Linked DNA regions of Homo sapiens: regions 1 and 3 are each linked to region 2. Evidence: chromatin loops called from intact Hi-C (ENCODE). Cell type or tissue: heart left ventricle. All regions are shown on one strand. Each heading gives the region's core, and the rest is flanking DNA. Links, peaks and the distances in the headings are about the cores only. Region 1 overlaps CD276 (CD276 molecule). Region 2 has its middle 29 kb from the start of INSYN1-AS1. Region 3 has its middle 30 kb from the start of INSYN1.

What was found. Hi-C counts contacts between places; a loop is a spot of excess contacts. Peaks named below come from ENCODE experiments on the same cell type or tissue, not always from the same donor. Only the 100,000 strongest peaks of a DNase experiment are listed, where the experiment ranks them.
Region 1: it touches region 2 in a loop (2.4-fold over the local background); 8 of 110 quality-filtered maps call a loop at or near these places.
Region 3: a loop joins it to region 2, with 2.2 times the contacts of the local background. A loop is called at or near these places in 8 of 110 quality-filtered maps.

The regions. Positions count from the first base shown.
Region 1 is chr15:73,712,239-73,718,843 of GRCh38, reverse strand. It overlaps CD276 (CD276 molecule), which reads right to left. Exons shown (of 10, transcript NM_001024736.2): 10 at 4,330-5,910. The coding sequence ends at 5,888. Among named protein-coding and RNA genes, the nearest start is that of CD276, 31 kb to the right of the region's middle. In heart left ventricle, for the core only: no CTCF peak of the experiment used is centred there; DNase peaks (open chromatin) are centred at 2,263 and 3,239.
Region 2 is chr15:73,793,738-73,800,342 of GRCh38, reverse strand. No RefSeq gene overlaps it. Among named protein-coding and RNA genes, the nearest start is that of INSYN1-AS1, 29 kb to the right of the region's middle. RefSeq lists enhancers at 191-869, 870-1,549, 2,137-3,095. In heart left ventricle, for the core only: no CTCF peak of the experiment used is centred there; a DNase peak (open chromatin) is centred at 3,622.
Region 3 is chr15:73,719,653-73,726,257 of GRCh38, reverse strand. No RefSeq gene overlaps it. Among named protein-coding and RNA genes, the nearest start is that of INSYN1, 30 kb to the left of the region's middle. In heart left ventricle, for the core only: no CTCF peak of the experiment used is centred there; no DNase peak of the experiment used is centred there.

The DNA.
Region 1 (6,605 bases), core at 376-5,375, 81 kb after region 2:
TAGTGCCCTGGATGCAGGAGGTGAGAGGTGATCTATCATGAGCTGAAGCATCGTGATCCATGCCAGAGCCTCAATCTGCAAGGGACACGGATGAAACACATCCAGAGGAGAGCGCTGGGGTGGAGAAATCATATTAGCTAAGGAAGCTGAGGTGCAGGGGATATTTTGCTGCTCAGATGCTGGAGAAAGGCTGGAGGCAAAGGTCACAGTCCCTCTGTCTGAGGGCTGGGTTATGCCTCCTCTATGAGACCCAGGTGTTTCTCTGTGCTAACAAAGAGCTGCCTCATTAGTAATGAAGTAGTGTCACCATAATTACCTGGAGCTGGCAGTGCCAAAGGTTATGAATACTCTCTGACACAAGTGCAAGAGATTTAACCTAACCTGAGCCACCTGCATCCAACAGGATGCTGACCAGGCACAGTGGCTCTTGCCTGTAATCCCAGCACTTTGGGAGGCCAAGGCAGGAGGATTGATTGAACCCAGGAGTTTGAGACCAGCCCAGGAAACATAGCAAGATCCCGTCTCTGCAAAAAAAAAAAAAAAAAAAAAAAAAAAAAAAAAAATATATATATATATATATATATATATATATATATATATATATATATAAAATTAGGTGTAGTGGCAGGCACCTGCAGTCCCAGCTACTCAGGAGACTGAGGCAGGCAGATCACGAGCTCTGGAGGTCGAGGCTGCAGTGAGCTATGACCGTACCACTGCACTCCAGCCTGGGCAACAGAGTGAGACCTTCTTTTAAAGAAAAACCCCAAAGATGCTGAGAACCTCCCCCCATCAATTATGGTGCTGCGGGTGCAGGGCTCAACCCTGGCACACACACACTCAGAACACGGTGCTCGGCCCACATAATCCACTAGGAGGCAGACGCACTCCCCCAGGACTGGGGTCCCGGGGACGCAGATAGCTCCTGGAAACTGAGGCAGCGGCAGTGACATATGCTGAAGGGCAAGGTGGTCCAGAGCGGGTGGAAGGGATGACTGCAGGCCCTGTACACTACCAAATCAGGCTCCACTCTGAAGTCTCTGAGAGACCAACTGGATGTGAATTCCAAGCACCATCTCTGCCCTGTCTAGAATCAGTTTTTCCAGCCACCCTAAGTTTTCTTCACTTGCATTCTTACTGCCACAGGGACTGGCTAAAAAGGCAGCTGAAACAATTGGTAACACTTAAAATGTATCCAGAGATCCCACTTCTAGGGCTCCATACTGTAGAAACTCGAACACAAGCCTGCATTATTTGTGTCTAAACTGTAGGAACTAGCAAAATATAGGCTAGAACAGCAGTACTTTGAGATACTATGTAGCCATTTAAAAAGAACGAGGGAGGTCTTTGCAAGAAGCTAGATACAAAATAGCATGTACTGCAGGATTCCATTTATATGAAGTTCAAGAATAAGTAAAACTAATTGGTGAAAGCAGCCAAGTGGGCGGGGCTGTTGCTTGGGTAGGGACACTAGGGAACTTTCTGGAATCCAGGAACTGTTCTATATCTTGATCTGGGTAGTGGTTACATGGGTAGAGATTTGTGTAAAAATTCATGGAGTCATACACTGAGGATTAGCATCTTGTAAATACTAGAGGTATGTTACACATCGATATAGAAGGTAAAGAGGACAAGGACACTTCTATCTAGAAGAAGTGACTTGGGAAAAGAGTAAAGAAAAACAGAAAAAAGGGTTGCATGATGTTTATGATATTTTTGTAAATGTGTAAGACTGATACAACAGTCTAGAAGGTGGCCAGTCTAATAGCAGAGCCAGGATTCAAAGTCAAGTGTCCTGACCCCCAGCCCAGGCTCCTGCTGCCCAGGGTCTGCGAGTGTAAGCAGAATGCTCCAAACACACAAGTAGAAGAGGCAGGATGATCCAGGTGCCCTGGCCACACCATTTTAACCCCTCCTCCCAGTCTCCTCCTTCTGGGTGGTGAGTAGTCAGATCCACTGGTCTTCAAGCCCTGGTTACAAATGGTCCTGGAGGCGAATTCTGGTCACACCTTGAGCCAGGCAAATGAACCTCGCTCTGTCCCCTCTTTAATATGGATGTGACACCTGCAAGCTATAGCTTGTCGCACTGTGAGAATTATTTCTCCATTAAAATGTAGGAGTTGGAGCTTTGCCCAGGAAGGGCAGCTAAAAATACTGCTGTCCAGGGCACTTGTCACCAGAGGACTTAGTTGCCACTCTCTTTACACCTAAGCCTCCAGGCAAGTCCCACACCTGCTGGGTCCGTGCCCAGAACACTTGATACAGTGTCCTGTCTGAGCCTTATCCAGCCCTGTCGCAAAGAAAAAGCATGGGTTCCTGTGCCTGTTTTACAGATGAACAAACTGGGCTTCAGAGAGCTTGTTCCAAGTCACTGTGCTCAATCTACAAAATCACCTAAGGAGCAACAGCGCGTGGGCCTGACTGCAGGGAGGGAAAGAATAGCCCCCCACATGTGCCCAGCACCTAATGGTTTGCAGTGTCTTTTTATTTTTATTTTTGAGATAGAGTCTCACTCTGTCACCCAAGCTGGAATGCAGTGGCGTGATCTCAGCTCACTGCAACTTCCACCTCCTGGGCTCAAATGATTCTCCTGTGTCAGCCCCCTGATTAGCTGGGACTACAGGCACGTGCCACCACACCCGGCTAATTTTTTTGTATTCTTAATGGAGACAGGGTTTTACCATGTTGGCCAGGCTGGTCTTGAACTCCTGACCTCAGGTGATCTGCCTGCCTCAGCCTCCCAAAATGCTGGGTTTACAGGCGTGAGCCACTGCATCTGGCCTAATTGCAGTGTCTTCTCACCCACTGCTTTATCCAGCCCTCTCAACAGTGCTTTGAAACAGGAACTATTACTGTCTCTACAGGTAGGGACTGAAGCCCAGTGTGGTGAAGCAGCAAGCTCAAGGGCACACAGTGGGTTGAAGGGGCAAAGGCATAAGTCTTTCAATCCTAATACCCACCCAGAGCACCGATGACAGGACCTCAAGCAACATGACTGATCTCACCCCTAGAGCCATCAACTTTATAACAAAGCCTCCAGTTTGTAAAGAATGCCACATACTTTTTGGGAGATGACTTGTCACCCCTATCTAATGGATAAGGAAAGTAAGGCTCAGAGGTATGAAGGACATGGACACAGGTTAGCAGCAGAGCCAGGATTGAAAGTCAAGTGTCCTCACCCCCAGCACAGGCTCCTCCTGCTGCCCAGGGTCTGCAAAGCTCCAGGCTGTCCCAGTGCCAGGACACTGTCATCCAGGGGCAAGCGAACGCAGTATCCTAGGCAGGTTCCCATAGCCCTGAATCTGGCTCTCTGGAAGCCTGTGCGCCTCCTCTCAGTCTTTCAAAATGGAAGGTAGTTAAAACCTCAGTCCTATTTTTCTTTTCTTTTTTTTTTTTCTTTAGAGACAGAGTCTTGCTCTGTTGCCCAGGCTGGAATGCAGTGGTACAATTACAGCTCATGGCAACTTCGACCTCCTGGGCTGAAGATCAAGTGATTCTCCCACCTCAGCCTCCTGAGTAATAGGACTACAGGTGTGTGCCTGTAGTTAATTTTTTATTTGTGCAGAGACAGGGTCTTGTTATGTTGCCCGGGCTAGTCTTGAAATCCTGGCCTTAAGCGATCCTCCCACCTCAGCCTCCTGAGTAACTAGGACTACAGGTGGGTGCCACCGCACCTCGCTAATTTTTTATTTCTGTGCAGAGACAGGGTCTTGCTATGTTGCCCAGGCTAGTCTTGAAATCCTGGCCTTAAGCGATCCTCCCACCTCAGCCTCCCAAAGTGTTGGGATTACAGGCATGAGCCACTATGCATAGGTGGCTATTTTTTGTACAAGAAAGCCAAGGCTCAGAGAAGGTAAATGTCCTGCTCAGGGTCATAGGGCAGAACTATGTCCTGGGAATGGACCTCTGATCCCTGGCCTGGTGCCCATCCAATTGAGTCAGCCAGAAACAGCATTCAGAACTCTTTTCCTGGTGCCAGCTTCTTACTGGGTCTCAGCTTCACAGTCTCTAAAATGGGTTCATTAGTAGAGGCCCTAAACAAGCCTAGGTTTGAGTTTTCTGAGGCAAAGAAATTGAGTGATGCTTCCAGTGGGAGGAGCCCCATACAGTGACCAAAGGGCCTGGCTTTCTGGACAACCAACTTCACTTTACCCAGAGGGAAACTGAAGCCAAGGAGGGAGCCAAATGGCCTTGGGGATCCAGTGATTTAAGGACGGTGAGATAAGGAGGGCCAGGCTTCCCTACCCCAGCCTGCAACATCCAGGAGAGAATCCTGCTGGTTGAGTCCTGGGGCCCACCCTGCTTCCAAACACTTCACAGAGAAAAAGCTTTTTACAAAGACATTTATTTTCCCCAAAATATACCCCCAGTTTACAAAATCCCTCCGAGTCCCACATTTAAATTAGAAGTCCTCACATCTTCCATTCCTGGGGCAGGGAGAGATGACATCCGGAAGGCATCAGAACGTCTGAAGTCTCACTCTACCAGAGGCCAGGAGCTGGCCAGAGGCAAGCCAGGAAAAGACTGCCCCAGCCCCAGAATAGCACCATGGTGGGGGTGGGGGGCAGTCCCCTCGGTGTCCCCAAAGCATTCCTGGCCCTGCCCTGCCCCAGGCTCTGCCTTTTCTGCTGCTATGAAAGGTCCAGAGGGCCTTGGTGCCTGCCCACCTGCCCACACCTGGACAGACATTTTGGACACCACCAGATTCTCTAGCCGTGGCGAGGGGCTATGTCCCTCTCTCCAGGTTTCCGCCCCAACCCCATGCTCTGGGTAAGAATTATGGGTGGGATGGGGGTGAGGTATCCAGGAAGCCTTGAGCCACAGAGGAGGTGTGGAGCAGGGAGCCAGGCAGGAGCCCCCTGCAAACCGCAGGGTGCAGTGTAGTTAGTTGTCTGTCTCCCAGCTGGATGGGGAGTCCTTGAGGGAGGAACTTTATCTTCCCACGCAGGGCCCCCAGCACCTAACACAGTGCTGACATCTGTAGTTGCTCAATAAACATCAACTGAATGGATACATGAAAAGAAAGGAACAAAGAGGTGAGAAGGCAGAGGGACAGAAGCTGACCCCCAGGGGCCCCATCACAGACCCCTGGAGAACCAGTGTGACCAGCACATGCTTCCGTGGGGAGGATGGGCAGGGGAGAGGGGCACTGCAGAGGAGGCTGGGCCAGGGGGGAACCACACGTGTTCCAGCACGTGCACCTGCAGGTCTCCATGCACAGCTGTGCATGTGGTGGGCGCAGAGTGCCCTGTCTTCACTTGGGGCAGGGAGGGAAAAGGCCAGTATTAAGGCTAGAGCAAGAGGAGGAAGGAGGGGAAAGGAAACAGCTTCTAGACTCCAGGAGATGTTGAGGCCGCACTGTCCCTGTCTGAGAAGAAAAGATTCTATGCAGGTGGAAGCAGGGCTGAACATGATCACTAGTGTATCACGGCCATTGGAGAAACAAGGCCGGGGTGACTATGCATCGTGTCTTTGGTGAAATAAGGCAGGGGGTCAGTCAGTCTGAATATTGCATCTTTTGGAGAAAAAAGGCAGCCAGATGGTCCACGCAGCACTGGAAGAAGAGGGTGGTGATGTGGTCAGTGTACTGTGTCCCTAAGAAATGTATGTACTGTGAAATAAGGCAGCAGGCAGGATGACTTAGAGAACTAAGGTTGTGGGTGGTCTGTTCATTGTGTCTATAAGAAAAAAGGCAGCAGGATGACTTGGGAATCATGTCCATTGGAGAAATAAGGCTGCACAGTGGTCTGTGTATCGCATCCTTTGGAGAAGGAGCCCACCTGTCAGAGCAGGATGCATCTGTTGGGGGCAGGGCTCACAGTGCAGCCCCATTGCAGCCAGAGGGTAGGAGCTGTAGGGAGGGGTAGCAGCTCCCTGGTCCTCATGGTCAGGCTATTTCTTGTCCATCATCTTCATTTCATGATGGGAAGAAAAAAAAGGGAAGGGAAAAGCATTAGATGCCAGAAGATCTATTTTTGGGATTATGCCAGAAGCCCAAGCACCTGGTCAGACTTCAAGTGGGGAGTGTGTGTGAGACAGCAGCCCAACGGACAGCCCCCGTGCTGACCACGGCCCTGGAGGCCCAGACACAGATGCAGGTGCCAGGCACGCCGGGGCACCTGAGGGGGACCACCTCACGCAGCCCCCTCTCAGTACCCACAGGCCCACAGCCCGATACACTTCCCTCCACTCTCCCTCTACGTGCAACACTTTTCCCTTCTCATCTCCTGTTTGTCCATCCCATCCACCCTCCAAGGCCTGGCCCAACTCCCTCGTCCAGCAGGCAGCCTTCCCAGTGTCCCCTCCACACTGGTTTCCCTGAGAGTGACACGGCAGGGGCCCTCCTCCTTCCCTTGGGCTTCCTGTCTCCATGTGGAGGGCCATCCCAAAGACTCATCTTTCAGACCCCACTCTGCATCTGAAGCTGAATGGAGACTTGGGAAGAAGGGCTTGGGCCCTTCCCCTGCCCTCTCCCTCACCCATTCTTGGGGCTCTGTATGTCCCTGGGGAGAGGAGAAGAGCTCCCCCATCTGGGCACTGCCTCTGTGGTTGTCCAGCATGGCCAGAGACTGAGGGGGCAGGCTGCCTCACCAAGGAGCAGGGTT
Region 2 (6,605 bases), core at 1,140-6,139:
CCGTAAGACCCTGAGGGGAAGGGTGGATAAAGTCATGGAGATTACAGAGCCCACAAGCCTGGTTGTCTGACTGCAGGGACAGAAGCCATTTCTCTGTCCATGCAGGTGACAAGGGCAGGCAGTGTGAGCTGGAGGGGTCTTCTTCAGCTTCCCCTGGGACCCAGGCCTTGGTGACCTTCTCTTCTCCAGTATGATTGCTCTGGGAGTTGCAGAGAGGACTGGAGGGCAGCCTGCAGTGGGGTCACCTCTTCAGGGAGCTCAGAGCATGGCAGGGGAGGAGCAGCAGGCCTGTGGACGGATGAGGGAAGTTTCACAGCACCCCATTTGTCTCGTCAGAGCCAGTCTCAGGTTCAGGGTCACACAAGGGAGTGAGAGGTCAGCAGGTAGATGCGATCACGGGAGAATTCTTGGAGGAACCAGAGCCCTTGGAGCTAGTTCTAAGGGTTGGGCCCAACTATACATAAAAGTCCAGTCAATATCAAGTGAGTGTTAGAGAGACAGAAAGATAGAAAGTGGGGGCAGTCATTCCCGCTGGGAAGAACTGCTGAGCAAAGGTGCGACCATGGGGAAGAGACTGGCCTGGGCTGGGAAGGGAGGTTGAAGCAGGAAGTCAGGGGCTGTGAGGTCAGCCTCTGTCTTTTCTAGGTCTTAGTTTATGCCTCTCTCAGGAATGTCTTTTCAGGGTTCCTCCCGTGTGGTTGGAAACCTCAGACAATGTTTCCTGCCTGCTCTTCCCACCCAGCGGGAGGGCCACACACCCAAGCAGGAGGTGGGGAGGGTGCAGGCAAGTCCCTCCTCCCTGGATCTCCCACTTCCCACCTGCACAAGACAGGTTGAGCTGTGCAGTCTGCCAAGGCCCTTCTAGCCCAACTGTATCCAGATTCTTAGGTCTGTGGCCAAAGTCAGACCAAAGCAGAGGTCACCTCTTGGCCCACTTAGTGCAACATAACTGCCAGCGCCTTTGCCTCAGCCAGATGGGTCCAATTCCACAGTGGCCTGCGGGTCCTCAGCACCCCTCCCCCACCAAGTCAGGCATTACCTCCTCAGCCTGCTCTCCAGGAAGGCCTTCAGAGTCATCCTCACCTCCAGACCTTAGCTCACTCTGCAGCCCTTCCTGCTAATGTCCTTGCTCCTCCTCTCTGAGCAGAGGGCACAGCCTCCAAGGGCCAGAGGAAGATCCACACGGTGTTCTTTCATTCAGCCTTCCTGACAGGCTGGGAGCGGGTGCTGGGCGGGTCCTGCTCAGGATCTGCCTTGAGGAGCCCCCATCCCCGCTCCTTTAGGGCCCTTCGCTGAGTGTTCCGTTTACAGGGGCCTCGTCCCCTCTGAGCACCAACAGGCTGATGTACTTTTGTCCTCACCTGCTGTTAATCGTGCTCTGCTGTTAGGTTCGCTTCGTAGGAGGGCACCGTGTGGACATTAGGAGCATGGGCTCAGCAGTCAGACCCCTGGGTTTGTGTGTGAGGTCCCACTCCCCAGCTGAATGATCATGGGCAAGTGAGAGCCCTCCCTACACCTCAGTGTCCTCATCTGTAAAATGGGGATAGTGATAGTGCCTATTCCGGGGTTACTATAAGCAGTGCATGTGACTATGTATGTAAAGTGCCAAGTGTGGCACCTGCCATATCACAAGGGTTCCATGTCACTTGGGGTCAGTGTTCACATGTTACAGTTGTTAGGACCCAGGCAGGTCCCTCTCCATGTGTCTCCAGGCTCCCCAAGGGCAGGGCTTTGGAGGGGTGTGGAGGTGCAGAATGCATGGTTGAGGGGGTTGTATCATAAATGTACTTTGGGTTATTTCACTGATCCCTTGAGTCCCATTGACTCCCAGGGGGTCTGAAGGAAGGGGTGGCAGGACAGATGAATTCTGAAGTATGGAAAGCAGAGTTTGCAGCTTCCCAGAGGGGCTCCTGGGGAGCTGGGGTGCCTCATAAGCCCTGGGATGGGGGCCCCTGCTAAGGATGACGCGGCTTTGCCCACACTGGGCCTCATTCAGTGCCGGGAAGACTGAGGGAATGACATCGAGGGACAGGCAGGTGCAGGCTCCCTGATCAGGCTCCCCAGGCCCTCAGTCCCTGAGCCCATTAGTCAACAAATGTTTCTAAGCACACTCCAGGCTGCTCCCTTGGACCAGGTTGGAACCCCAGGACCCTGTGTCTACCTTACTGCAGACCTGGACTTGTGATAGAGAAGGTAGGGGGTCCACCAGGGAGGGGGCCAAGCCAGGAGGGGGCATGAACCACACCCCTGGAGAAAAGGTGGCTTCCTGGGACTGGTATTCTGGCTTTGGCCTGTTTCCTTCCTAAGTTCCCCCAGGGCCCAGAATGGGGCCTGCAGTTGGCAGCTGCTCAGTAAACCTCTGTTGAGCGAATGAATGAATGAGTGAATGAATGAATGCATTAATGAATGAGTGAGTGAAAGCCAGATTTGTGTCACTCAGCAGAGCACACCCATGGGATGCTCCCCCAGCTCCCCAGGAAAGCCCATCCTCTCCAGATCCTCCCACTCCCCCAGCCCCTGACCCGGCCCAGACCCTCTCCCTGCCCCATAAGCAGCCACGGTCTCTGCCCCACTCTGACCCTAGCCCCCGCTCCTGCCAGTCCTGCAGCCCCGAGTAGACTTCCAGGCAAGCCAAAGAGGGACGTCAACGTGCGGGCTTTCTGTTGTCACTAGCTGGCAGGTCTCAGGTAATAGCGCCTGTGGAGAACTAGCTACCTTAGCCAAAGAATTTGCAAATGCATGCCAGGAGTGGGTGGGTGAGCAGAGGATGGCAGAACGCCTCGGACTGGCTCCTTCCATGGGCGCCCCACTCCCACAGCAGGGTGGCAGCTGGGCGAGATTTCTCCCACACTCTGAGAGCTCCTCCCTCAGGACAGGCTGCAGAGGCAGATGATGCTGTCCATCTCTGGCCCCTTCCTGTCCTGCAACTCCCAACCACACTACTGGCTACCCCCGAGTGGCACTACCAGGCTACTCCTGAACTAGAGGAAGGGCAAAGGGAGTAACTAAGGCTCAGACCAGGGACATGTCTTGCTCCAGATCAGATAACAACCTGCCTGTGGAGCTGGTAGACAGACAGATCTACCTGTCTGTCTCCCTACCAAGGGGGGAGGTAGAGATTGCTGGGCAGAACGCACAGGCGACTAGCCCAGGAGAGAAGCTGCACCCACAGACCCTGTGGTCGCACAGACCCAATGTTGGCACCTCAGGTCAAGGAACAGCTGTGGGAGGAGGGGAGGGGCAGCTCCCCAGCCATCTAAGAGTGTCTCAATGGCAGCTCCCCGCTTCCCAGAACTAAGGGTGTCAAAGGGGCTAATTGTTTTCCAGCTAGGGTGACCAACTCATCTGTTTGTCTGGAACTTGGCTGGTTTTTGCATGTCCAAACGGGCTCCAGTAGAGGCCCTGATGGGCCACTTGGAGCTTGCCGCATTGTCCTGTCAGGACCCTCAGTGGCCATAATGAGACAGTGACAAATGGGGCATCTCTGGTAGCCCTCCCCAGAGGATGGGCCAAAGTGCAGGCCTCTGGCCTCTGAGGGAGCAGGCCCAGGGCCCGAGGCACAACTACTCCACCATGGCATTCCTGGGGCAATTGGCCAGCACGCCCAGCCAGGCTCAGGCTGCCCTCTGGTCCTCTCCTCAGCTGGCTCAGTGCCTGGTCCGACAGGGGCTGAACATCTCTAACTGGGTCACCGCCACCCCCACCTTCACCATCGCGCCTCCATCAGAGATAGCGTGTCAGCTGCAATTAAGAATTTCAAGTTGCAATTAAAAATTAATTGGAAACCGTAGGTTGTTTATGTCTCTCTGACCTCCGTCACCCTTATGGGGGAAGACAGGTGAGAGGAGGAGGAGGACTTTTTAGAGTGGGTATCTGTGGGAGGAGGGGGGCCTCTGAGCTGGCATAGGTTGCAACGGAGCAGATTTCTCCTCGAGGCTAGAAGGAGTGACATCAACCAGCTGGCCTTGAATGCCACAGTCCCTGAATTCTTTGAGAGCCCCAGAGCATGGAGATCTGTGGGTGGGAGAAGAGAGAGACTAGAAGGAAGGCATAGAGGAGAACTGCTGGCAGAGCGAGGCCTGGAGGCAGAGGTCAGGATAAAATTTAGGTCTGCAGAGGGCCATAACCAGGAGGTGTTCTGGATCTCAGGAAACAGTGGCCTGCAGGAATAAGAGAGCGCTTCCTGGAGGAGGAAGGAACACTAGACCTGGAAGGGCCAGCGGAGGGCACAAGCCTTGAGGAAGACAGGCAGAGGAAACAGAGTGAGGCACTGACAGCCAGCAGTGTGCGCAAGGAATTGGGACCACGTAGGGCGGCTTCCTCAGATCCTCATGAGCTGCACCTGTTGCAGGGTGGGAAAGGTGGGGACCTCCAGCCTCCCATTCTCTGAAATGGCCCACATGGTCTCTGGCCCCACGTTCTGCCTGCCAGGCCCAATGTGCAAGGCTCTCCGTCATATTCTTAGGATGAAAAGACTGAGTTCACACTCCTCGCCCTCCCACCAGGGCTTGGTATGACCACAGTGATCTCTGTGTCTCCAGGTGAAGGTATTTTGCCTGCTCAGTCCCCTATGGACACCGAGGCCAAAGTCCCCTTAGCATTGTCATCTTAGCTGCTGCCTTCAGGTGATCCCTGTTCCCTCTACATCTCTCAGCTGGCCCTTCCAGGTCTAGTGTTCCTTCCTCCTCCAGGAAGCCCTCTCTCATTCCTGCAGGCCACTGTTTCCTGTGATCCAGAGCACCTCCTGGTTATGGCCCTCTGCAGACCTAACTTTTATCCCATCTGTATTGGTAATAAATCAGTCTAGTGTTCCTTCCCCATCCCCACTCAGGACTCGGCAAGAACAGGTACTGGGTTATTTTCTACTCCATGATGCAAATACTTGATCTAACAGCAGTAAATGCAAAAGGGCTGTCAATAAAACACATTCTAAATGCCAGGTCATGGGTTTGTACCTCAAAGCCCCAGACACAGTGAGCAACAAGGACTAAAGCCTGGGTGACAGACTAAAACAATGATTGAGTCTGCTTACTTGGAGAATGTCTATGGCTTTTTCTCCCCCACAAATTGTGTAAAAAATAGAGAGAGAGAGTGCATGTGTGTGTGTGTGTGTACACGTGTGTCCATGTCTCTTGCTGTTCTATGCACCTGTGGAGTGAGGGCCCACATTTTACCACATTCTTAAAGGGGTCAGTGAATTAGGATTTGCTTTCAGCCGTTAATAACAGAAACTCAACTATAGTGGCAAAAGCACATTTGCAGTTTATTCTCTGCCAAAAAAGAAGTCTGGAGTTAAGCTGTCCAAGGTTGTATGGCAGCTCCATGATGCTCAGGAATCTACTTTCCTTCTATCTTTTGACCTACCATCCCTTATATATGGCTGTCATCCTCGTGGGCCCAAGATGGCTACTTGAGCTCCATTCATCACATCCACATTCTGGGCAAGAAGCAGAAATAAGGAGGATAGTGAAAAATAAAAGGGCACATGTTATCTACCTGTCTTTCCCTGAAGGGATATTCCCCCAAATCCTCCCTACAACATCTGCTTAAAAATCCACCCCACAAAATCACTGGTGACATGTAGCTGCAAGGGAAACTGGGAAATGTAGTCTTTTAGCTGGGCATCTTGCCACCTAGAGGAAAACTGAAGTGTTCTTATTACTCAGAAAAAAGGAGGAGACTAGGTACAGGGAATGCAGTCAGTAGGCTCAGTAGGCTCCGCCATAAGCAGCAACTCCAGCAAGCTGAATAAGCCTTAAGACCTTGAGCTTGGCTGGCCTGGGCCAAGATTTTATCTCTTCCAGGGAGGAGAGGGGCTGCCCACGATCCCGGGACCACCCCTGAGCTACACCTCCCTGCTCACAGATGGCAGGAGGCCAAAGTCCACTCGGGCAGGTGCTCAGCAGAGTTGCCACTTGGCTGGAGTCTGTGGCTATGCAGGAGAGAGTTGATGGGAGAAGGAGAGGCCAGGTGAGGCCCAGGCCCTGAGATGGGGAGACAGACCAGGGACTTGATTCTTTTGTTGTCATATTTGCTGTTTCATTGTGCGTCTAAATTGTGGGCCTCCAGGAGGCAGTGGGCACCATGACCACTCCCTTTCCACAGCTCTCTTTTAATGAAACACCTTTGCCTGCCTCTGGCTCCTGCCAGAAAAGGCAAAGGAGGCTGCCCAGAGCCTGCAATCCACCCTGCTGTTTCAATTAGGAAAGATGTGTCTTCTGAGGATGTCCACAGTGAGGCTGGTAATTAGGGAGCAAAGTAACTGCCTGCTGCTCTTTCAAAACTGACTTGGAAATCTTGAAGGGGCTGTCTGGGTGGCTCCTCGGCCCTCCTGGTTCCCTCTTATCCAGCACCGTTTAGATCCTCACCCCCAAAAAAATTAGTTTTGAGCAATTAGGGGGTTAGGTGATGGGGAAGCTAGACACCTTCCCAAAAAGTAATTAAACATGTGATGGATATGGTGAAGGAGAATGCCGGATGGGAGGGACCAGCCACTAAATTGGAGAGTTGACCAACGGGAGAGATGGAAGAGGAAAAGCTCCAGCCTCTCTCCTATGGGCCTAGGCCAGGGAGAGACAGGATTCAGCCTCATGGGATAGCAATGG
Region 3 (6,605 bases), core at 1,419-6,418, 74 kb after region 2:
TGCCATCTTCTCATGGCCTTGCTAGACTGCAGTGCCTGGGAAGCTAAACATGCAGGGCTCCCTTGCAGCTGAAGTTGTGTGTGAATTAAGTTCCAGCAATTAGAGGCCCTTTGGCAAAACCTGGAAGGCAGATTTGGAGGCTTATCTGTGGCTGCTTTCAGCCAGTAAGCCTGTGGAACTGCAGCAGCATTTCAGTGCTGAGGCCTCAGATTCAGGGGTGTGGAAGGGTAGCAGCGATGGGTTTCTTTTTGTACCCTGGATCAGGTTGAAGCATGGTCTTGAACCCAATGGTTCCAATGATTCTTCCCCCATTCCCCATATTTTTGCTGCTATAACTAAATACCACAAATTCAGAGGCTTGTAACAACACACATTTATTCTCTCATAGCTGTGGAGGTCAGAAGTCCAAAATCGGTTTCACTGGGCTAAAGTCAAGGTGTCAGCAGCTCTGAGTTCCTTCTGGAGGCTCCAAGGACAGTCCATTTCCTTGCCTTGTCCAGTTTCTAGAGGCCTCCTGCCTTCCTTGGCTCACAGCCCCTTCCTCCGTCTTCAAGCCAGCTCCTGGTCTGTCATCCATCTCCTTTGTTTTTTCCTGATTCTGCTTTATTGCCTCCTTATAAGGACCCTTGTTGTTATATTGGGCCCACCTAGATAATCCAGGATCATCTTCCCATCTCAAGATTCTTAACCTAATTACATTTGTGAAGTCCTTTTTGCCAGGTAAGGTAATATTCACAGGCTCCAGGAATTAGAACATGGACATCTTTGGGGACCATTATTCAACCTACTGCATGACAAAGTAGCAGCCCCCTGGTTGTTCAGTTCTGTGATATTCTGTATTCTGGAAGTATTTCCTGGCCAGGCACTGTGGCTCACGCCTATAATCCCAGCACTTTGGGAGGCTGAGGCAGGTGGATCACTTGAGGTCAGAAGTTCAAGACCAGCCTGGCCAACATGGTGAAACCCCATCTTTACTAAAAATACAAAAATTAGCAGGGCATGGTGGCGTGTGCCTGTAGTCCCAGCTACATGGGAGGCTTAGACATGAGAATCGCTTGAACCCAGGTGGCAGAGGCTGCAGTGAGCCAAGGTCGTGCCATTGCACTCCAGTCTGGGCAACAGAGTGAGACTCTGTCTCAAAAAGAAAAGAAAAAAAGGAAACAAACAAAAAAAGAAAAATCAGCCAGGCGTGGTGGTGCACACCTGTAATCCCAGCTACTTGGGAGGCTGAGGCAGGAGGATAGCTTGAACCCAGGAGGCGGAGGTTTCAGTGAGCTGCGATCACACCACTGCACTCCAGCCTGGACCACAGAGCAAGACTCCATTTCAAAAAAAATCATTTCCTGAGACCCAGCCCCAAGCAGGCTCCTTCAGTCTTTGTAAGCACCCAATACCCTGTACTAAATTCCTTTCTGTTTAAAATACAGTTGCTTCTGTTCAATGTACCCAACTATGAATAACATACCAAATGTCCTGCAAGACTCAGCTCTCACATCACCGTGTCTGGAAAATCTGCCCCAATTCTTCCAGGATTCCTTGATCCCTCCTCTGGACCCCACAGTTCTGCCTAGATCAAATTCACATAAATGCTTATCTCCCCTAGTGGATCATGACTTTCCAATCCAACTACAGCACAGAATCTAACACTAAGGAAGGTTGCATCAAGAAATGAAGTAGGGGCGGGTGGCTGAGCACAGGCCCCTGAGCACCAAGCCTGGGATGCAGGCAGAGGCAGGGATGCCCTGGAGAGGAAGGGGATTGGCCAGCAACAGAAGGAAGGAAGCCTGGGACAGAAATGCAATCTCAGTGTCACATACCACAGCAGCAGCTAGACCCATGTGACACAGCACAATCTTCAGCCCCAGGGCTGCGTCCCAGCCTGCAGCTTTGTGGTCCTGAATCCAGAAGGCAGAAACAATGACGTGTGACAGAAGAGACAGGCCCCAACACACAGGACAGTGCCAGGGTTTAAACTCAGAAAACAACCAATGAGCAGGGGATGAATCTTTCTTAATTGAGGGCAGGAGAGAAAATGGGCAAAATGATGTCCTTAGCCTACGACAGGCTCTGACTCTTTCACCTAGGACTGAACAAGTGGTCTGGCCCCTGAGCCCAAAGGGCACACCCATACCTGGGTGTAAATGAAGCAAAGAAACTGATCTTTAAAAGGATCAGATGCAGGCCAGGTGCAGTGGCTCACACCTGTAATCCCAGCACTTTGGGAGGCAGAGGCGGGCAGATCACTGGAGGCCAGGAGTTCCAGACCAGCCTGGCAAACATGGTGAAAACCCATCTCTACTAAAAGTACAAAATTAACCAGGCATGGTGGCAGGCGCCTAGAATCCCAGCTATTCAGGAGACTGAGGCAGGAGAATCACTTGAACCCGGGAGGCAGAGGTTGCAGTGAGCTGAGATCGCACCACTGCACTTCAGCCTGGGTAACAGAGCAAGACTCTGCATTTAAAAAAAAAAAAAAAAAGGATCAGATGGGATCAGATGCAGGCAACAAATTGAAAAAACTTTGCATGCCACCCTAGATGATATGGATATAAAGGCACACAGCAGGTGAGAGACAGCCCTGCAGAAGGCCACCTCTGCTGTCAGGCAACAACTAAAGAACCCCAAAAAGCCCTGCCCTGCCCGTGGCTAATGCATGTTGTGACATCCGCTGGACTCCCTGCCCTCCCTCCACCTCAGTCTGCTCCATCCCATGTAATGGGAACAGTAGACTCTGTGCCAAACGGCTTAGGAAAATAAGGAAAACAAGAAAGCATGGTGCAAAATGAGAGGTTAGAAGGTCAGAAGAGTGGGAGGTGCAGATCCTGGGCCGTGGCAGGGAAGAGGCTCCATCTGGAGAAGAAAGGCTGGGAGGTCTGAGGTATTATTAATGAGGTCCCAACAGACAGGGCTGGGCCTGAGCTTGGAGAGCCGGCCCTCCTCCACCCCATGCTCAGCACACTTCAAATTAATAATTAAAATGCTTCCTGTCAAATTCAAGCCTGACACGTAATTAGAGCAGCTCCAGGCTTTAGGCAATGGTGATGAAAACAGCTCTTGTTAGACTTTTCTGGGGATGAGTGGGGTGAGAATTGAGAATAGAACCTTCCTCCCAAAATTTCTCCATCAGGGCCTTCTGTCTGCGTGCCAGATAGATATGGATGGGATTTTCCTTCTAGCCTGCGGAGAGGCTGGTAGATGGGGAGGAACCTCAGTTTCCCCCTCTGTGCCGGGAAGAGATTGGACAAAGTACAATCCTGTCAAGAGAGGGCAGCTCAGGGATTTGTGTAAGGAGGGTAGGTGGTGGCTTCTTGGAGTTTCAAAGGCCAGACAGACAAATCTGAGGGCCAACTGCAGATCCCGACTTGCTCCCGACCCACCCCCACACGTGCACAGAAGGCATTGCCATTGTGTCCTTTCCAGCCAGGGCTGCTGGGGAGCAGCTAAACTCAGCTACCAACTGTTCAGTGGCCACAGCATCCCAGTCCAGGTTCCTCCCTAGAAACCCATGGCGCTCATCACCTCCTTCTGGAGTACAGCCTTTCTCCATTCCTATCAATAAAGTGGGACAGAGACCGAGGAGTCCTAGCTCCCAGCTTCTGGGCTTCTCAGTGCCCCAGGGGCACAGGTTGGAGGTGCTATCCATGGTTCTAGGGAGACTTCCAGTTTTCAGCTTCTTCCCATGTCAGGCGTTCTTCCAGAGCCCTAATTGGCCTGCCTGATCCCCTAGACCCCTTCTACCAGAGTCCAGTTCCTGAGCCCTATGACACTGTCACACCACACTTGTCACCAGACCTGGCCCCCCAGTGGAGGCCCTGAGAGAGGGAAGGGATCCCCACTGCTCAGCTCATTGATGGAGAGCCTTGAATGCCCATCCTGGGGGTTCACCCTGATGGGCCTGCCCTTAGGAGCTTGGGAAATGGAGCCCATGCTCAAGCTACCTATTAGAAGAAAATCATTTTAAATCAATGTCGTGTTACTTCATTGAAGCTGCCTTCATAAATATTTTAAAGGTGTTTATTAGGAAAACCACAGGAGGAGAGAGGAGGTTGCTGAGGTTGGGAGGAGTGGTGCCCTATAAGGGCTTAGCTGCCACTGCCAGCACTGCTGCCAATGAAACGTGCTCCCTTGGAGGGGCTGGCTCTGTGGGGGCTGCAAAACGGAAAAGCCCACTGTGTTGGGCTGCCTCACCACATGCAGGAAGTGGCTGCTCAGATGCCCATCCTCTTGTCCTCATATTGAACCCCACAGAGGTGTATCACAGAGTCTTGTGGACATGGCGCTGAGCCGGGGGCAGAGCCTCCTGGGTCCTATTCTGAGCTTTGCTCCCAGCTGCTCCCAATTCCTCCCCTTCTAGAGCTCAGCAATACTGTGGACAAGGGGCTTGAGCGTCCCTTCCACAGCAGGCTGATGTTTCCAAGTTTGTGGATGCTGCCCTTTGCTTTCCTGTTTTCACTCTTACCTACTCTCTCACCCCACCAAATGCACACATCCATCCAGGGCCACACACATTGGACCAGGAGCAGCCGCGGTGAGCAGGTGCACAGGGCCAGACAACTGCCCGCAGGAGCCCCTCAACCCAGGCATCTTGGCCTGCCTCGCCCCACACCACCAGGCAGGCAGAGGCCTGGCTAGGGCCAGGGGAGAGGCTAAGAATGGTGTCCTGCCCGCTGACCCAGCATCTCTCACAGGGCTGGGTGGGGATGGGGTGTGCGGCAGGGATGGAGGCACCACAGCCACCTCTGACACGGCTCCTCTCCTTGGGAAAGAGCTTGTTTTTCCTCCCCAAGCTGAAGCCAACAAGCCCATCAAACAGAAAGCAGAATCGATTTGCAGGCCAGGGATCTGCGGTGCTGGTGCTCAGGGGGCCATGGCTGCTGCTCCTTGTGCCTGGGGCTCCTTCAGCTACCATCTTGGGCTGAGCAATGAGAAATCGCCTCTGCTTCCACCCCCATCCTCCCCACACAAATCCTGTCTGACCATCCAGCCCCTCCCTATTGGTCTCAGGTCAAAGCTCTCTTTTGTCCTGGCTGAGTCCAGTGCCATCTGCCCAGATCTGTCCATTCATACTGTGTAAGTGCAGGTGAGGTGGCCCTGTGAAGGCTCTGTCCTTTGGGCATTCTCTGTCCATTTTGGTCAACTAGGGAGGGGAAGGTACTACTCTTGACCCCATTTTACAGATGGGGCCTACAAGGACAGCGAGCATTTAGTACCCAGCTCCCTAAGGGTTAGCAGAGCATGGGAGTGGGTGAACAGAGCTTAGGGAGTCTTCTCTAATAAGTAAATTTAAAAAATGGCTTGCAATTACCGTATCAATTGTTTCTGGGTAACTAAAAGCTTCTAAAAGATTTTTAAAATAGATTATTCCTTTAAATAGGTGAAGCACCATTTGGCTGCCTCATTTACATTGTTCATTTGCTGGGAAATCATTTTTTCATGGATAGTGTAGAAGTAAACTTCAGCCTTAGTTACTTCCATTCAGAGACCTGAATTAATGTGGTTTGGGTACCTCCTGCTTGCAGCAGACCAGAGGACAGGAGCTGCTCTGTGCCCGGCTCTGGGCTTGGGGGCCAGCCAGAGCTGCTCTGGGGAGATGAGTTCCCAGAGTGCAATGAATGAGCAAGTGCTTCATCGTAGCTATGAAACACGGAGTTGCAGAGATCTGGGGGGATACATAGGAGGGGGGTGTCTAGGATCTGCACAGGCGGAGGAGAGAGAGGGCATATCCAAGGATGGGGGGAGCTGGAGCAAATGCTTATAAACACGACTGAATATGAAACATGCAACTTCTGCCACTCGCCAGTCATCTCTGTCCCCTTCTCCCTTATACTTCCCCCTGACTCCCTCATCACCCATCCTGCAGACAGAACAGAATGCACTCTCTTCTAGCACTGCAAAGCCCATTCCAAAAATGTCCTAGGTCCAGAACCCCTGGCTGCCAGCACATTCTCCTGTTGGGCTGACCCAGATCCTCCTGGCTGCAGTGGACGGGAGGACGCTGAGAAAAGCAGCACAGATAGAGACACCAAGAAAATCAGCATCCTGGCCATGCCTCACAGGTCATCAAGGCCCTCAGCATGGTCACCCAAGGAGGCTGAGCCCTCTGTAACCTGGCCAGCTTCAGTTCCCGGAACGTTTGCTGAAACTGTCAGCAAGCACATGGATTTCAATGCAATTACAAAAGCTATAAGAACAAGAAGTGCATTCATTCATTAGCAAATTACACTAAATTATCTTAGCAAATAAGGCAAAATGTCAGTCAGTGGCTGGCAGGCTCTGCAGACACATCAGTCCCTCTTCCCCACCTCCAACAATGGTGCCACACTCTGCAGGGACTTTTTAGGAGAGGATATTGCAACATGAGGAGCAGGAAGGAAACAGAATAGAGTGTAGACCAGCACCCAGGGAGCATGCTGGCCTGTAAATTAGGGTGGGTAGGTAGGTAGGCAGGTGGACTTCAGATAGGTGAGTTTTGAGACTGAGGAAGAACTAGAGGCCAGAGAGCTGCAAGGAGGAGGGTGGGGGTGGTAGAGGAGAGCTCCTGTGCTTCAGTCACTCTGGATACTACAGGGCTGCAGTGTGGTAGAGACCCCAGGATACCCTGATTC